Linked DNA regions of Mus musculus: region 1 is linked to region 2. Evidence: chromatin loops called from intact Hi-C (ENCODE). Cell type or tissue: left cerebral cortex. All regions are shown on one strand. Each heading gives the region's core, and the rest is flanking DNA. Links, peaks and the distances in the headings are about the cores only.

Region 1 (5,376 bases), core at 104-5,103, 240 kb after region 2:
CCTGATTTTTCTAAACACTCTCATAATGCCCCTCCAACAAATGGATATATTTAGCTATGGACCTCTTCTTAAACATGTCATTTGATTCTGACTTTTGCTGCTCCATATTCAACTTGCACATACATGCACTTTAACGTAAATGTGCATTGGATGGCAGAGTTGGCTTCCGAGCCATCCCTGGAATGTCAGTCAGCTCATGTTCTGCATTGCATCAACCTCTGGTCACCTGCACCGTCGACCTGACTGTGGTTGGTGGTGGCTCCGTGGTCACTTATAAATGGTGAAGTACATTCATTTACCAAATCTGAAAACAACATAAATTGCATCATTATTTTGGAGAGTTATTTTCAAATAATTTTGGCGATATAGTTCTGGTGTTTAAAATTTTTTCCAATTTAATTTTTAAAGCTTGCTTATAATAAACCCACCTAGAAACATAAAGCACAGAGTGACTTCATTTAAAACCGGAGGGCACGTGTCTGCAGGTGTTTTGGGTGCAGAGATTCTCGAAGGAGGCAGGGCTTCTCCCCAGGAGGCAGGCCTTTTCTGCCGACTCTTGTTTCTGAGCACAGAATGGTTCGGAAGTGATGTTCTGACGATCTGAGAACCACCTAGAAAAATCAAGGCCAAGAAGACCATTGGGCCTATCCTCAGGGAAAAGAATGAAACCTGTTTTCAAGTTTTGTCTACTTAAACGAGAAGAGGTTCTCCCAGAAAAACACGGGGCGTGTAAGGGTTTCTGTTTCCGCATGACATGTTAATGGCATACAGTGGTGTGCACAAGCTGTGCCTGCCTCCCCTGCTTTCCCGGCCCAGCCCTGGGACCCTGGCCAGTGACCTCACCAGACAGAGGGGAGGAGAGGCCCGGGCTGCGGGTGTGAGATGGAGAGGCGCATAAAGTGCTGCCAAGTCCTCTGCAGATATGCCTGCGAGAACACAGTGGGCTCGTCACTTCTGGGGCTCGTGTGAGTGCGTCTGTAAGTTAGGCCAACAGGCTGCATTTTCTTTTCTTATCGAAGTTCTGAAGAATTTACCATTGCAGGGAGGACTTTCGTAGCCCTAGGAGTTTTCTTCTTGTTTACTTATAAAGATTAAATTTGTGAACACTTTAATTTGTTGTGAGCTTTGCAAACTATTCCATTTTTTTCCTCAAAAACCTCATGGAATTGTTGTGTATTAGCATGGCACTTTGTAGAGAGGAATGGAGTGATGGAGAAGAGCCGGGGTCACTGAATTAAAAACAGGCAGAAATAAGACTCCAGCTCCTAAGACCTGTCCATAACCACCGCTCTGCAATGCCTACTGGAGGAAAAGGAAGGCCGATTTTATTTATGTCATGACATACTTTTAGAAGAAAATATTCCCTCATGGCCTCTGTCAGAGAGAATGCCAATAGACTGAAGACGACTTTCTTCTCATCAGGTCCCTGAGCCTTTCTCGCCCTGGTTAGTGTGTACTTCACTATTTCTTCCCTACCCTGATGTTTGACGACTCCTCCTTCTGAAGGAGTCAGCCATTGGGACAGATTTGGTATAGATTCTGTCTCTACTTCTAGGCTTTCGTTTCTTGGCTAAATCACCGAACGTCTCCAAGCTTAGGTCTGCTTAGGTGTGAATTGGGAGCAGTGGCAACCCCAGTCTCATGCTAAAAGGATATTTTGATGAGAGAAGATATGTGGAGATCTGACCCCAAGGCCTGAAGTGGATGGAATACTTGGTTTAGTATCAGAAAGCAGAAACAGAAAGCATCGCCAGTGCTTTCGAATGTTGGGAAAATGTTGAACTTGAACAATACCAGCGACATGGACCTCTAAGGGCTGGCTCAGTGGTTAAGAGCTCGCTGGCCGACTTGTCAGAGGACTTGGGGTTTGTTCTCAGAATCACATGTTGATTCATAATCATCCTGTTACAAGGGATCTTATACCTTCTTCTGGCCTCTTTGAGCACCAGGCATGCATGTGGTACATAGACATGCACACAGGAACACACACACACATTTTTTAAAAAGAAGGACGTCAGAAATTATTCACATGAATAGAACTCAATACATATATTAGCCTCATAGCTTATAAAAAATAACAAACCCATGACTAAGATGTGAAGTAATGGCACATCCCTTTTAATCCCAGCACTTGGGAGATCTCTGACAGATCTCTGAGTTTGAGGCCAGCCTGGTCTACAGATCAAGTTCTAGGATAGCCAGCGCTACACCAAGAAACACTGTCTTGAAAAGCAAACAAACAATGTAAAAGCAAGACAACAATAACAATAAACCCCAAAAGAGATAAAAAGAAAAGAAAATCCCATGGCTAATTTTGGCACTGGTACATTCCAAGGCAGCCCACTGGATAACTCACAAATGTCAATGAGATTTTCCACAAGTATCATGACAAACAACCATACTGAGTCAGCACACTCGTCCTGTCCAGAGGTCTCATGCCCTACGATGCTCCCTGCTCCCTAAATTTCCCTTCCACACCCCTACTTGGCTCAGTGATGCACATCTTTGATTAAAGTTCGGCTTCTCTCTGGGGAGTACTTCCTAGGAAACCTGATCACATCACTCATTCCATCCAAGTCTTATGCATGGCAGTGAGCCAGATATCACCCCTTTGCCCTTTTAACTCCGTTCTTCCACAGAACTTTAGTTACACTGACATTTGGAGAGAATGTTGAGCATTGCGGCGAGCTGTGTGCAAGTTTTATTTAGGCTCCTGCCAGGTTTTCTTAAAGGAGAGATATTTCCGAAGCCTGAATCTTCCCAAATAACATGAATTTAGACCCAAAATAGAACAATCCTACCTTAGGGTTGGACTAAATTTTGAGTTTTCAAAGCATGGTCATCTATATTTAGTTTCTTTGATTTTTTTTCATGAAAATCTAAGTTCAGAGGGAACCTATTTTTAAGGGTTCCTTGTAGGTGGTTTGTGCCTCTTTAGAAAAGGATTTGTTGCTGGGTGCTTGGAGGAGGGAAATGAGATTTTAGTTTATTTATAAAAAGAAAACTAAAAATGAGATAGTGATATTTCTAAGCATACACGGAATGGCATTTTACTACTCCGGTCAGTCAGTCCTTCCTCTCCTACCATAGCATCTGTGCAATCATGGCCTCTATGTTTATGGAAGTCTGCTGGTTGGCCCCTAAAAAGACGGATAATCGGGCACTGGAAATCAGAGCTGTTGCTGATAACACAGATCATGGTCAGTTAGGTCCAGAACTTCAAACTCCCAAAAGGCAGAAAGCCCATTCTCTTCTCAGTACAGTCAGTCCCTCATGTGCTGGGGCTGTGACCCTCAGAGATGGTTTGCACTGTCAGCAAAGAGCACTACAGGACACACTTCTAATCTGCTGATCAGCAGTTTAATCAGGAATTTCATCTGGACCGTACTCATTAAGAACTTCAAACTGGGTTTCTGGTGGGGAATGAGAGCCCTGTACATTCCAAGCAAGCTTATGAAGTGCCAAATCCTGTTGGTTTCTATAAATGTACTATGAACCTAGTACACGTGTGACCAGTTCTTTATGCTTGGAGAGAAACAATCACCCCACCACACACACACACACACACACACACACACACACATACACACACACATACACACGCACACACTGATCAGTATTTTATAACAGAGCCTCTCAGATAGAATAGAGGGGCCAAATCCGGCATAACCAACAGAAAAGAAATCTCACACAGGTGAGATAACAGTTAAGACAATAGGCTGGAGAGCTGGCTCAGTGGATAAGAGCACTGACTGTTCTTCCAGAGGTCCTGAGTTCAATTCCTACAACCACATGATGGCTCACAACCATCTGTAATAGGATCTGATACCCACTTCTGGTGTGTCTGAAGACAGTGACAGTGTACCGATGTACATAAAATAAGTAAAGAAAAAAAGAAAGACACTGGACTTTAGGAAACTCCTGGGAGATAGAGAAAAGGAGGTGAGTAGCAGAGTCTCTGCTTTCCTCACCTAAGATTCTATGTGGCGTGAGAGAATTTTAGGTGAGCCTCATGAGTTCTCAGAGATGAGGAACGAGCTCTGAAGGCACAGGGAGACAAGGAGCTAAGGTTCATAGGATAGGGGCGAGAGCTGCACAGAGAGAACTCCAGAGATCTGTAGATGCTCTCCCAGCTACGCTGGTGAGTGAGTGCATGCGTGCTTGTGTCCACCCACATGAGCGCACTCTCACAGAGGAGGACACTTGGTGACCTGCTCAACACCTGCTCAAACACTCTTTGCCTGACTTCTTTCAGGATCTCTCAGGGATGGAGCCAGGGTGGCAGCCAGTGAGCCCCAGAAACCTCCTGTCTCTGCACCCCTCAGTGCTGGGGTTACAGGTGCAGTCACAGCCAACCTTTTACCTGGGTGCCGGCACAGCAGGAGCCTTTACCCACTGAGCCTCTTCTCCAGTGCTCAAGTAACATCTGTAGAGAGGAAGACTATCATGTTAGGGGGAACAGTGCACTAGCGAGGAGGTTAAGGGCAGACAGCCTCGATCTGACAACTGGAAAAAATAGCAGGCCACTTGAAACTATAGCAATGGAAATTTCTCAAGTGAAAAAAGTTCAATAATTAGAATAAAAAAATCAGTGAGTCTCCATATTCTCTTAATATCTGAGAGAGAGAGAGAGAGAGAGGAAGAGAGAGAGAGAGAGAATGAGAGAATAAGCGCACGGTAAAGCAACATTATCAGCTAAAGTAAACTATTTGGCACTTCCAGAACATTCCACCCAGGAGCAAAGTGTACATTCTTTTGTAATGCTCATGAAATACTTGCCAAAATAGACCACTGTTGTGTTCATGCATTGGGACAATGTTTGAGAATGTTAAAGGATTCAAGTCATAGCAAGAATATTTTCTGACCCAAATAGAACTAAAGTCAAAATAATTAGCAGAAGGATCTTTGAAATATCCCCAAACCTTTAGAAAATAAATAAAACACTAAAACAATCCATGGCTGAAACAGAGATCAATAAAGAAATCAGAAAGGATTTTGGGAGAAATACAAATGAAACAGACATTCCAGATCTTCCAAGACCCCACTAGAGCATAGAGAATTTTAATATCAAATGCTTATACTGGTGAAAAAACAAAAACAAGAACATGAATAACTTCCAATCAGTCACCTCAATTTCCCTTTTAAGAAGCCAGAAACAGAAAGACAAGCAACCCCAGAGTGGGCAGAAGAAAGCAATAACATTTAAGGACCCAATGAACAAAAAAAAAAGATAAAAGTCAATAAAGCCAAGAGTCAGATCTCTGAGATCAATTAAAACTGATAAAGCTATAGAATCAGACTCTCCAGAAAAGGTAGACACAAATAACCGGTGTTAGCAGAGAGAGGAGGCATCTTCTGTGTTCTACAGCTTTCAAA
Region 2 (5,376 bases), core at 61-5,060:
TTGTTCTGAGAACATTTGGGTCATTCCACAGTTTTGAAATGTATCTCTCTCTCCTCTCAACTGTTATTCAGTATGAGGCCTGGAAGAACTAAAAACAATAATCCCCTGGCCTGAGATCTGTGCCTTTTGACATCACCTCCAGGTTCCCCTCACTCTCCAGCCTCGGTAACCACCTCGCTACTCTCTGCTTCTTTGAGTTTGAATGCTTCAGACTCCTTGTCTAAGTGTCATTGTCTGGTTTATTTCAGTTAGCAAAATGTCTCCAGTCCCATACAAGTCATTTCAAATGCCAGAGTTATTTACTTGTCCTGCCTCTTCCTGCTCCCTCTGCCCCCTCCTCCTGCCCCTCCTGCCTCCTCTTCTTGCCCCTTCCTGCCCTCTCCTCCTGTCCCCTTCTGCTCCTTCTTCCTGCCCCCTTCTGCTCACTCCCCTTCCTTCTCTTTTCCCCTCCTCTCCTGCTCCATGACTCTCCCTCCTCCTCCTCTCTCCTCCTCCCCTCTCTTCTCACTTCACTCTCACCTCCTCCTGTAAAAATCTTAACATCTACTTATGCACGCGCACATGTGTGTGTGTCTGTGTGTGTGTATGGTGAGGAGCTCAGGGCACAGATTTAAAAAAAATTATTTATTATATGTAAGTATGCTGTAGCTGTCTTCAGACACTCCAGAAAAGAGCATCAGATCTCGTTCTGGGTGGTTGTGAGCCACCATGTGGTTGCTGGGATTTGAACTCAGGACCTTTGGAAGAGCAGTCGGTGCTCTTACCTGCTGAGCCATCTCACCAGCCCAGGCCACAGATTTTAAGAGTTCTACTTTTACAACTTGAGTCCTACGGATTGAACTCATCATGGCTTGGTGGCAATCACCTTTGCCAACCAAGTCAGCTTACCAGCTGTTTTCTTCTTAAAAACAATTTGTAAAATGTACTCATTTATTTAACACACACAAGTGTGTGTGACTGAGTGTGTACATGTGTACCACATGTGTGGAAGCTGCAGAGATAAGGAGTCTCCTGGAACTGTAGTTACCCAGGGTTGTGAGGCTTCAGTAGGTGCTGGGAGTTGAACCCGGGGCCTTTGCAAGAACAGCAATCACTCTGGTTGGGCAGGACTATCCTTTGATCTGAACTGTCATCATTTTCAGGAATTGTGCTGGGCCTGTTGCGATTGTCACAGCCGGACCTGTTGATTATTTACCATCCCGCTTAGAAGGGGGTTGTTGGGAGAGTCAAGGGACCCTCAGCTGAATATCCCACGCAGGTGTATGCAATTTCCCCTTAATTGCATTTGGTCTTGGGGGAAGGGCTAGAGTGGAGAACAGTGAGGGGACACTGGCATCCCTGCTGGATGCAGACCTTCTGGTGCGCCGTTTTAAGGTTATCCACATGCACGGCCATTATCCCACACCTTCCGCTATGTAAGTATGATTGATAAAGTCATTGGTACTTCTGGGTGAGCTTTGGTGGGATTTGGCCTTAGGAGGAGGGGTAGACATTTGTCTCTCTCAGGGAAGGAATTTTAGCAAAAGCTCCTAACTGCTGAGCCACCTCTCAGGCCTCAATGTCCTCCCTTTTAAGGCTGGAAGATATTCCATTGTGCATACATATAGTTTTGTTGTTGGTTTTGGACACAGGTCTGCACTATGTAACCTTTGCTGTCCTGTAACTTACTAGTTTATGGGCAAAGCTAGCCCTGACCTTAGGTAATTTTGTCTCTGCCTCTGGAGTATGAGACTACAGGCTTGTGCTGTCATGTGCCGTTTGGCTAACGATTCCTAAAATGTGACCTCCTGGGCCAGCAGCCTTAGTGGCACCTGGAGCCAGGATGGCAGTGCAGACTCCAAGGTCTCAGAGATCCTGGAAGTGGGGCCCTCTCATCTGTGCTCTAAGAAGGTCACAGGGCTCAGTGATAGAACACCTGCCTAGCACGTGTGAGGCTCTGGATTAAAACCAAGAATCAAAGATGAAACAAACACCCCTGACAGTTCTCCAGGTGACTCTGAGTCACGTAGGCTAGTGAGACTCTGGCAGAGAGCATGGGGGTGGGGGTGGGGCGCACATTTCATTGTTGTTGCATCCTTGGGACGTAGATGCTCAGGGAATATTTGTTGAATGAATGCTGATGTTTATGCAGTGCTTTTCAAGCTAGGATGAACTTTTAAACACTTTAAAAGCATATGCTTGGTTAATCCTTGTGCACTGTGCTGAGTTAGGTCCTAGGGCCATTTCATTTAAAAATTGGGGAACCATAGAGAGACTGGGTGACTAGCTGAAAGTCAAAGCTTAGTCCCCCTTCTGCCTGGTGGTGCAAGATTGGTAGATGACACACTCACATATTCCAAACTTCGGTAAAATGGGAAGGAGTCTGGAAAATTGGCACCAGACAGGGCTGTAGGCAGCTCATAGAGAATAGAAGCAGACATAACTGGTGCATAACACCACTTCCCCTGGGCTTTCAGAGGGAGCAAGATGCACAGATACATGTCTCAGCCTCTCCTTGCTGTTCGTTCTCTGAGGCATCCCGTCTGTTGCTCTGGGCTTGCTGTACTGTGGGGTGGAATGCATGGCAGCTGAAACCCATCTTGTCCTCCTCATAGTCCCAGAATCATCTCCCAGATAGAACACCCATCCCCAGCTTCTTGCGTATAAGGCTCTGCTCTAAGTGAGACACCCGTATTCTTCCAATTTGGAAAAGGAGGAAAGGGGATGTTGGGGGAGACATAGCTATTGCGGGAGGACACGTCTTCTGCTCTGCACAATGTGGCCAGCAGATGGCAGTGTGTCCACATCCTTGCAACTGCATCCAGCTGTCTGAATTCAGGTCCAAGCTCAAATCAGATAAAGAGAGCTTTCCTCTTGCTCCTGGGGAGGCTAGCTCTTCCATTCCAGCTTTTGAATGAGCTTTACCGAGAGGCAGATATCTTTTGTGCTCAGAAGCCCTGGCGAGAAGCTGGAATTTGCTCGAAATTTAGCCTTTATCTTTTGGACTCTGAAAAGGCCTGCTTAGAAAACTCTGCCAGTGGCCTGTGCTGGTTAGATCATAGAGATAGTGCAGCTGCTGAGTCCAATGGCCAGCTGACCTGTTCATCTGGTCAGTACCATCTCATCTACCAGTAAAAGGAAGAAGCAAACAGCTTTTAAAGAGCAAGGAAGACTTCCTTTTGAAAGGATCTTATGATTAGTTTTGACTGGCAGGGTTACCTGAATTTTAACGTTTTATTAATATCCTGGAGTGTAAGGTTTTGTTTTTTTTTGTTTTTTTTTTGGAGACAGGCTTCACATAGTACAGGCTGTCCTGAAACTTGCCATGTATCCCCATGTGGCTTTGAACTCATTATCATCTTCTTCTTCTTCTTCTTCTTCTTCTTCTTCTTCTTCTTCTTCTTCTTCTTCTTCTTCTTCTTCTTCTTCCTCTTCTTCTTCCTCTTCTTCTTCCTCTTCTTCCTCTTCTTCTTCTTCTTCTTCTTCTTCTTCTTCTTCTTCTTCTTCTTCTTCTTCTTCTTCTTCTTCCTCTTCTTCTTCCTCTTCTTCTTCCTCTTCTTCCTCTTCTTCTTCCTCTTCTTCTTCCTTCTTCCTCTTCTTCTTCCTCTTCTTCTTCCTCTTCTTCTTCCTCTTCTTCTTCCTCTTCTTCTTCCTCTTCTTCTTCCTCTTCTTCTTCCTCTTCTTCTTCCTCTTCTTCGTCCTCTTCTTCTTCCTCTTCTTCTTCCTCTTCTTCTTCCTCTTCTTCTTCCTCTTCTTCTTCCTCTTCTTCTTCCTCTTCTTCTTCCTCTTCTTCTTCCTCTTCTTCTTCCTTCTTCTTCTTCTTCTTCTTCCTTCTTCTTCTTCTTCTTCCTTCTTCTTCTTCTTCTTGAGACAGGGTTTCTCTGTATAGCCCTGGCTGTCCTGGAACTCACTTTGTAGACCAGGCTCGCCTTGAACTCAGAAATCCACCTGCCTCTGCCTCCCGAGTGCTGAGATTAAAAGCGTGTGCCACCACACCCGAATTGAACTCATGATCTTCTTGCTTCTGACTCTTGAGTGCTGAGATTATAGACATTCACAACCCTATTTGTCTATGGAATAGTGTTCTGTGCAATGTAGGAGGTTAAGAGAGAGTCAACTGCACAGAACATTTGTTAAGTAAGCTGGTCATTAAGATGGCTGAATGTAGACAAGTAGATGTTAGGGACTCAACTTCTTGCTAAAGAACAAAGTTAAAAATATAGTTCAGGGGCTGGCCAAAGATGGAGTTTCTGTGGCCAGCACCCACCTCGGCCAGCTCATAACCATGTGTACTCTGGCTCCAGGGGATCCCATGCTCTGGCCTTCAAGGGATTTGCGCTCATATGCACACACTCTGACAGATAATTAAAAAATAATGAAAGTAAATTTCAATTTGGCTTTTAAAAACAGATTTATTTATTTAAAACCTACTTGTGTAAGTGCTTGCCTGCATGTATGTATGTGCATGTATGTGTATATGGCTGGTGCTTGCAAAGCCCAGAAGAGGGCATCAGACACCCTGGGACTGAAGTTATAGGTGGTTGTGAGCTACCTTGTGGGTGCTGGGAACTGAGCCCAGGTCCTCTTGAAGAGCAGTTAGTGCTCTCTTAGCTCCATAAAAATAAAACTTAAAAAGCAAGCACGCAAACAAAAACACAGAAGACAAAACAGAAGAGAAATCTGTACCTCCAGTAGTCCCCCAGAACCAATAGGGTAGCATGGATACCAATTTACTTATGATGCTAAGAAGTTTTATCTTTTGTAAACCAAAGGATGTTAAGTTGTATGCTGAGTGGTTTTAGGTCTGAGACAATGAATGGTAAGCCAGTCAAGATAATGGAGTTAAATGGTTCTATTCCCAAGCCTTATCTGTGTTAACTCACTCCAAGGTCATGGTGAATTTATGCTATTGATTAGAACTGTTACTTTCACTGAACAGATGGGGGAGGGGGGAAAGGAACAGGTAGACCAGTTGGCCCAGGATCACAGAGCCTAAAGCAGGAAGAGTTCCTGATCTCAATAAGCTTTCTGTACTTTTTTTCTCTCTGTTATGGTTTCTTCTAAGATTCCCTCCATTTGGCTTGTAGGGAATTTAACTGTAGGCAATGACTGGAACTTTCTTCTCATCTCCACTGGCTAAATTGGAGGAAGGAATGAGTCCTGGGCTCAGGTTGTTCCCACGTGGGCTGTAGCTGCCTGGTTCCATAATAGGGGCCACACCCAGAGTTGCTTCTCTCCCCATATCCTTGCAAACTGGAAAAGTGCTTCTCAGGCTGCACTGTGTTGCAAAGACCTAACCTCCAGATCCCCCATCCCTGGGCACATGGCCTGTGGACTGTGTCTACTCTCAGGATGTATGCTCAGGATACTTCTGTCTCCCTTTTCAACCTGGTGTCA

The links. Hi-C counts contacts between places; a loop is a spot of excess contacts. Peaks named below come from ENCODE experiments on the same cell type or tissue, not always from the same donor. Only the 100,000 strongest peaks of a DNase experiment are listed, where the experiment ranks them.
Region 1: a loop joins it to region 2, with 2.4 times the contacts of the local background. A loop is called at or near these places in 5 of 42 quality-filtered maps.

The regions. Positions count from the first base shown.
Region 1 is chr9:105,867,325-105,872,700 of GRCm38, reverse strand. All of the region lies in intron 37 of Col6a5 (collagen, type VI, alpha 5), which reads left to right. Among named protein-coding and RNA genes, the nearest start is that of Col6a6, 42 kb to the right of the region's middle. In left cerebral cortex, for the core only: no CTCF peak of the experiment used is centred there; DNase peaks (open chromatin) are centred at 2,677 and 3,024.
Region 2 is chr9:106,110,372-106,115,747 of GRCm38, reverse strand. No RefSeq gene overlaps it. Among named protein-coding and RNA genes, the nearest start is that of Col6a4, 16 kb to the right of the region's middle. In left cerebral cortex, for the core only: a CTCF peak has its summit at 2,765 (motif pointing right); a DNase peak (open chromatin) is centred at 2,769.